Linked DNA regions of Homo sapiens: region 2 is linked to region 1. The links are chromatin loops, found by intact Hi-C in ENCODE. Cell type or tissue: PC-3. All regions are shown on one strand. Each heading gives the region's core, and the rest is flanking DNA. Links, peaks and the distances in the headings are about the cores only.

The links. A loop is a pair of places that touch in the nucleus more often than their neighbours do. Peaks named below come from ENCODE experiments on the same cell type or tissue, not always from the same donor. Only the 100,000 strongest peaks of a DNase experiment are listed, where the experiment ranks them.
Region 2: a loop joins it to region 1, with 7 times the contacts of the local background. A loop is called at or near these places in 4 of 110 quality-filtered maps.

Annotation. Positions count from the first base shown.
Region 1 is chr14:31,508,896-31,511,810 of GRCh38, reverse strand. All of the region lies in intron 1 of LOC105370438 (a long non-coding RNA gene), which reads right to left. Among named protein-coding and RNA genes, the nearest start is that of GPR33, 22 kb to the right of the region's middle. In PC-3, for the core only: CTCF peaks have their summits at 1,276 and 1,479 (motif pointing left); no DNase peak of the experiment used is centred there.
Region 2 is chr14:31,891,894-31,894,808 of GRCh38, reverse strand. No RefSeq gene overlaps it. Among named protein-coding and RNA genes, the nearest start is that of LINC02313, 52 kb to the left of the region's middle. In PC-3, for the core only: no CTCF peak of the experiment used is centred there; a DNase peak (open chromatin) is centred at 1,528; H3K27ac peaks cover 1,121 bases.

The sequences.
Region 1 (2,915 bases), core at 164-2,663:
CTCACTGTGCTCCCTGAACTTGAAATGTTTTTCCTGTAATTGCCACATTTCTATATCCTTAATATCTTTAAACCCTGCTCAAATGCAACATTCTTCACAAAACCTTCTCTGATTCCTACAGTCTTCATACCTCCTACCCCGACCTCCTATAGACACATCAAAATAGAAGTAGGCCGGGCATGGTGGCTCATGCCTGTAATCCCAGCCCCGTGTGAAGCTGAGGCAGGACGATTGCTTGAGCGCAGGAGATCAAGACTAGCCCGAGCAACACAGCAAGACCTCATCTCTACAAAAAAAAATTTTTTTAATTAGCCAAGCATTGTGGCACACACCTGTAGTCCTAGCTACTTTGAAGGCTGAGGTAAGAGGATTGCTTGAGACCAGGAGTTCCAGGTTGCAGTGCACTGTGATCACACCACTGCACTCCAGCCTGGGCGACAGAGCAAAGCCCTGTTTCTGAAAGAGAAGAGAAGAGAAGAGAAGAGAAGAGAAGAGAAGAGAAGAGAAGAGAAGAGAAGAGAAGAGAAATAATTTTTTCCTTCTTAATACATAAAGTGCCTCTTCTCTAATGGTATGTCTCACATCTACCTTGTTTTATAGGTTTTTATGAATAGATTTTTTAGTCTACAAACTTCTTCAGGAAAATATATATGTCTAATCCAGTTTTGGGTCTCCTGAGTACCTAGCATTGAGTAGACTTTAAACATTTATTTGTGGAATTAACATATTTTATACATTTTTCTCATAACTAACAGAGTCAGCAATTTCTTGAATAAAAAATAGTTCAAAAACATTTTCTAACTAAGCAACAGAGTTCAAAGTACTCACATATTGAGTAGTTTAAGATAAATACACCTTTAGCTGGTTAGAATTTTCAGTCACTTTTTAACAAATATGTTCTATATGTTTAACCGTAATTTTGTTTTTTAAGATGGTGTCTCACTATGTGCCCAGGCTGGGCTTGAACTCCCAGCCTCAAGTGATCATCCCACCTAGGCCTCCCAAAGTACTGGGATTACAGGCATGAACCACTGTACCTGGCCCATAATTTTAAGTATTAATTGTCAAGTGCACTTAAGGCAAAGCATAGGGAAATTGTTTTGATTATGTTAATATTTTTCCTTTACTGCCACTTTTCCCATCTTTGAAGTCCAAGGCATTTAATCCTTTCATCATTCATTCTAATTAGACAGGTTTATTTTTCACACTTACTCTTTGGGCAAAGGCACAAGTTGAACAAAACTAATTTAGCTGGTCAACCATAGAACACCTTGTTCCTCACCCTTTGGAGAAGTTACATCACCTTTCTGTTACATTATTTCTGAAGGACCCCATAGAATCAACAGATCTCCAACAACCAAGAATATATGCTAGCACCTTCTGTGAATCCATATTTCACTACAATTAGTACATGTCACAGCTGGCATTTAAATAATCTTTCAAATGTATCAAAAATTTCAAAGCTTTTGTTGTTTCTCCCCCTAGTGGTCAATAATAATCATTAAAATGGAAAAACTATGTAAAGGTGATATTCAATGTGGGTGAAAGGTGGGGATGAACATTCAATTAGATTGTAAATAAATATGAATGTATTCAAACCTATGTCTCATAATCTGAGAAGTGATTTATTTGGGATAGAATTTCTTTAGACACCACACACAAATACTCTCTATACTTATTCTCTGAATAATACTTATATTTTATCCTAATAATTGTTTAAATACATGCTGCATAGTTAATTTCCTGTTTAGAAAAATGTGGTTTTCATTAGTCTTATGGGATCTGGAAAAAAAGAAAAATAAATAAAATATGATTTTCATACCAAATTACCTGAGACATTTTAGTAACGTGTATCACTAAATATTTTTAATTTTTAAAAAATGTTCACCTGAGGCCAGGCACAGCGGCTCACACCTGTAATCCCAGAACTTTGAAAGGCTGAGGCGGGTGGATCACTTGAGGTCAGGAGTTCAAGACCAGCCTGGCCAACATGGTGAAAACCCATCTCTACTAAAAATGCAAAAATTAGCCGGGTGTGGTGGCGGGTACCTGTAATCCCAGCTACTTGGGAAGCTGAGGCAGGAGAATTCCTTAACCCGGGAGGTGAGGGTTGCAGTGAGCTGAGATTGTGCCACTGCACTCCAGCCTAAGCAACATAGCGAAAGTCCGTTTCAAAAAAAACTAAAACAACAACAAAAAACATTTAAGTGTGTGTTGGGCATTTTCACATATCAGAACAATCAATCTGCTACCTTTTAAAAAAGGATTGCATATTATTCCAATGTGTGCATTACTTTTTTTTTTTGAGACAGTCTTGCTTTGTCACCCACGCTAGGTTGCAGTAGCGTGGTCTGGGCTCACTGCAACCTCCACCTCTGGGGCTCAAGTGATCCCCCCACCTCAGTCTCCCAAGTAGTTTGAACCACAGATGCACGCCACCACGGCGGCTAATTTTTGCATTTTTTGTAGAGATAAGGTCTCACCATGTTGCTGAGGCATGAGAATCACTTAAATCCAGGAGTTAGAGGTTACAATGAGCCAAGATCGAGCCACTGCACTGCAGCCTAGGTGACAGAGTGAGACCCTGTCTCAAAAAAAAAAAGGAAAAAAAATATGTTTCCTTCATAGGTGTGTGTCTTTATTTTTAAAATAAAGAAAAAAAAAAGTTTCCCTAATTGGACAATGCTTCCCCCCTCCACCCTCCATTTAATTTTCATTGGCTGTTTGCTCTTATGTAATGTTCCACTTTCAATTTTTATTTTCTTGCTCATAAAATATTATGGAAAACTTGTTTAATTAGAAATAAATTTCAGGCCGGGCACAGTGGCTCACGCCTGTAATCCCAGCACTTTAGGACGCCGAAGTGGGTGGATCACCTGAGGTCAGGAGTTCGAGCCAGCCTGGCCAACATGGCG
Region 2 (2,915 bases), core at 146-2,645, 380 kb before region 1:
GACCTTGCTCTCCTCTCTCTTCAGATCTGACAACCAGAAGCCAGAGAGTAGAAGGGCACATACAAGTCATTCTCCCAGGGCCGAAAGTGAGGGAGGTTGGGGAAGGTGGAGAGTGGATACTGAGAGGTACATGGAAGCTGGCTGGTAAAAGTGGGAGGGCCAAGAGTTCAGTCTGGATGTGCCAGATATATGAGTTCAATTAGTCACCAAGAAGAGGCATCAGGTAGGCAGCTGGATCTATGACTGCAGTTCCAGAGGAAGGCCTGAGCTGGAGATGCATTTGGGACTCACAGGCTTTTTAAAGCCACAAGGCTGATCACAAAGATTATCACACTGTGACATACATCACACGGCACTGGGTGGAGCCATGGGCGTCAAAGCTTGACTGCAAAGAGAATGGGAGAGAGAAACAGACACTGAGTGTGAACAACTCTTTTAAATAGTTTTTGCTGCAAAGAAGAGAAAGAAAGTGGGGAGCAGCTGTTAGGGGAAGTAAAGTCAAGGAAAGGTCGACTTTTTTAAGAAAGGAGAACTAACAGTAGGTTTGTATGCTGATGGGAATAATCCAGGAAAAAGAGTAAAACTAATGGTAGAGGAGAGGGAGGACTATGGCAAGGAGAAGAACAGAGTTCCCTGAATTAGGGGGCAGCTGCCACTCAGCTCCAGCCAATGGTTTACAGTCCTCTCGTTTCTCAAGAGAAGTCAGAAATTGGTGTTTTTTTGTTTTGTTTGTTTGTTTTTAAGCACGAAGTCTCCTGATATTTAGCAGGAGATATGTTGACAACTAATTACATTTTTTTTCAAACTTTCTGAAGTTGAATGAAACTCGTCTGCAGGCCACCGGTTGGCAACCTCTCCTAGATTGCTGACTTTGGTTCCTTCCATAGTTATCAGGTGTGGCCTCCTGGTTTAGGGACCTCTGAAGGTCACTGGCTATTTACTGTCTAAAATCTTTGAACCTGTAAGTGCCCCTGCAGTGGTGCTTGGCCAGGGTGGCTAATGATATAGTCCCTGTCCCCTTCACAAAGGGCAGCGGAACTGAGGTTGCCAGACCTAGCCGCACATCCTATACTTAAGTCCTCACAGTTAATACTTAGGCTTCATGTATGCTGTTTACCTCCTCCCGCCTCCTCCTCACTGAGGAAACTATTATCTGCAGGCCAATGCAAATAAAGGTCACCAAGACACACTCACGGGCCAAACACTGAATGCTGGCATGCTGGAAGGGTTGATTGTTTGTAGGCTCCCAGCTAATAAAGGAAATGCCAATCAAAGGGGGCCTTCTCGCCTGCTCCCAACTCAAATGCAGCCCTGGCTGCCAGTGAGAGCTGCAAGCAGGACAGCACTCAGATTTCTGAGGATGCCTGGCACCTGCACAGAAAAATCGCAGAGTCTGGTGATTTGACAGTCTGTCCCTGACCTGGGGAGGACACAGGGCCTGCTAGCCAGGAAGGAAGGAGTGCTGACTTCAGTCATATGGCAGGCTTCCTCCAGAGGCAAGAGTGAGGAGGAAACCCCACCTTGTGAGGGCTGCTGTGTTTTTATATGCACATGACTAATCTTTATGACAGGGTTAAATCCCAGACCTCTCCAATTTTCCCCATGTGAACATAGCATTAAAAATGTTTCTCAGGTCACAGTGCTGGTTTCCCCTTGTGGCACCTGCCTCCTCCTGGAAGTGTAATGTAAGCCTCAAAAAAACCTGTATCTTAAATATTTCTTCTCACTTAACAATAAGTAACTCAAGCTTTAGGTGAGGCAGAGACAGCTTTTATCTCTGAACCATTCCACTCTCACTCCTCTTTTGGTTTAGTCCTATGTAGAACAAGACAGGAAATGGACACACCATCCTGTCACACCGCTAACCCCTCCGTCCTCAAATCTACCTGGCAGAATAAAGGGAGGGAAAAAAAGGAGCAGAGAGTTCCCCATCAGAAACACTTTTCAAGGTCTCCGCCATGGAATCCAAAATAGTTCTTCCTGTTCTAAGTGAGAAGGAAACTGGTGGAGCAGGGTGGTGGGGGGCAGATTTATCAAGAGCTCCCTATGAGGGGAAGATTCTGGGAAGACAGCAGTAGTGGCAAGCATAGTCTTTCAATCTCTCCAAGTCCCCACATAAAAATAGGAAAACAAGATAGCAAAACCCAAAACCCATGGACAACACTTATAACAAAATGAGATGAAGGGGTATCCCTCTGAGCCCCCAAATATAAGTGAGTAGAAACAAACTACCAGAAATCCCTAAACCTGCATGGGGCCTATCAGTGCAGGAGGAAAAAGAGGAAAGCAATGGGGACTGTGACTTATGAACCTGAGAACAGAAAAACCACAACAGGTATTCACTGGAAAACAGAGGACCAATGTGAGAAGAGCAGTTGAAACTGGGAGGTGCTGCCCTCTCCAATAACAAGTGAATGCAAGTGGCCTGCAGTGAGAAGGGGTCTCTAGCAACTCCCCAAACCGATCAGGCCCCCTTCTAGGACAGGGGCCATGCTGCGGGGAAGCTGCTGGAGTGCAATCAAAATGGAGCAGAATAGGGACAAGAGAGACAAAGGAAATGGAGAGTTCAGACCAAACTGAGGGAGAGGAGCAGAGCCAAGAAAGCTCAGAAAGCAAGCTGCCATATTTGAATACTACACAAAAACAACAAAAGGAGCCGAGTGAAGTAAGAAAAGCTGCTCTGAACCCCTCCTCATTCTGAAGTTTAGAAAAACTACTTTTACTAAAAATGAGCCATAGAAAAGTATCACACAAGATACCACACAAAGTTATTACAAGGGGAAAGAATATGAGCTGAATAGCATTCCACAGGCAAAGAAAGCATGCTGGAAAGGCACGCCCACAGAACAACAAAATTGTCAACTCACACTTCAAAATGAGTCGGACGACATTTTAAAAATGATAGAAAACCTGAA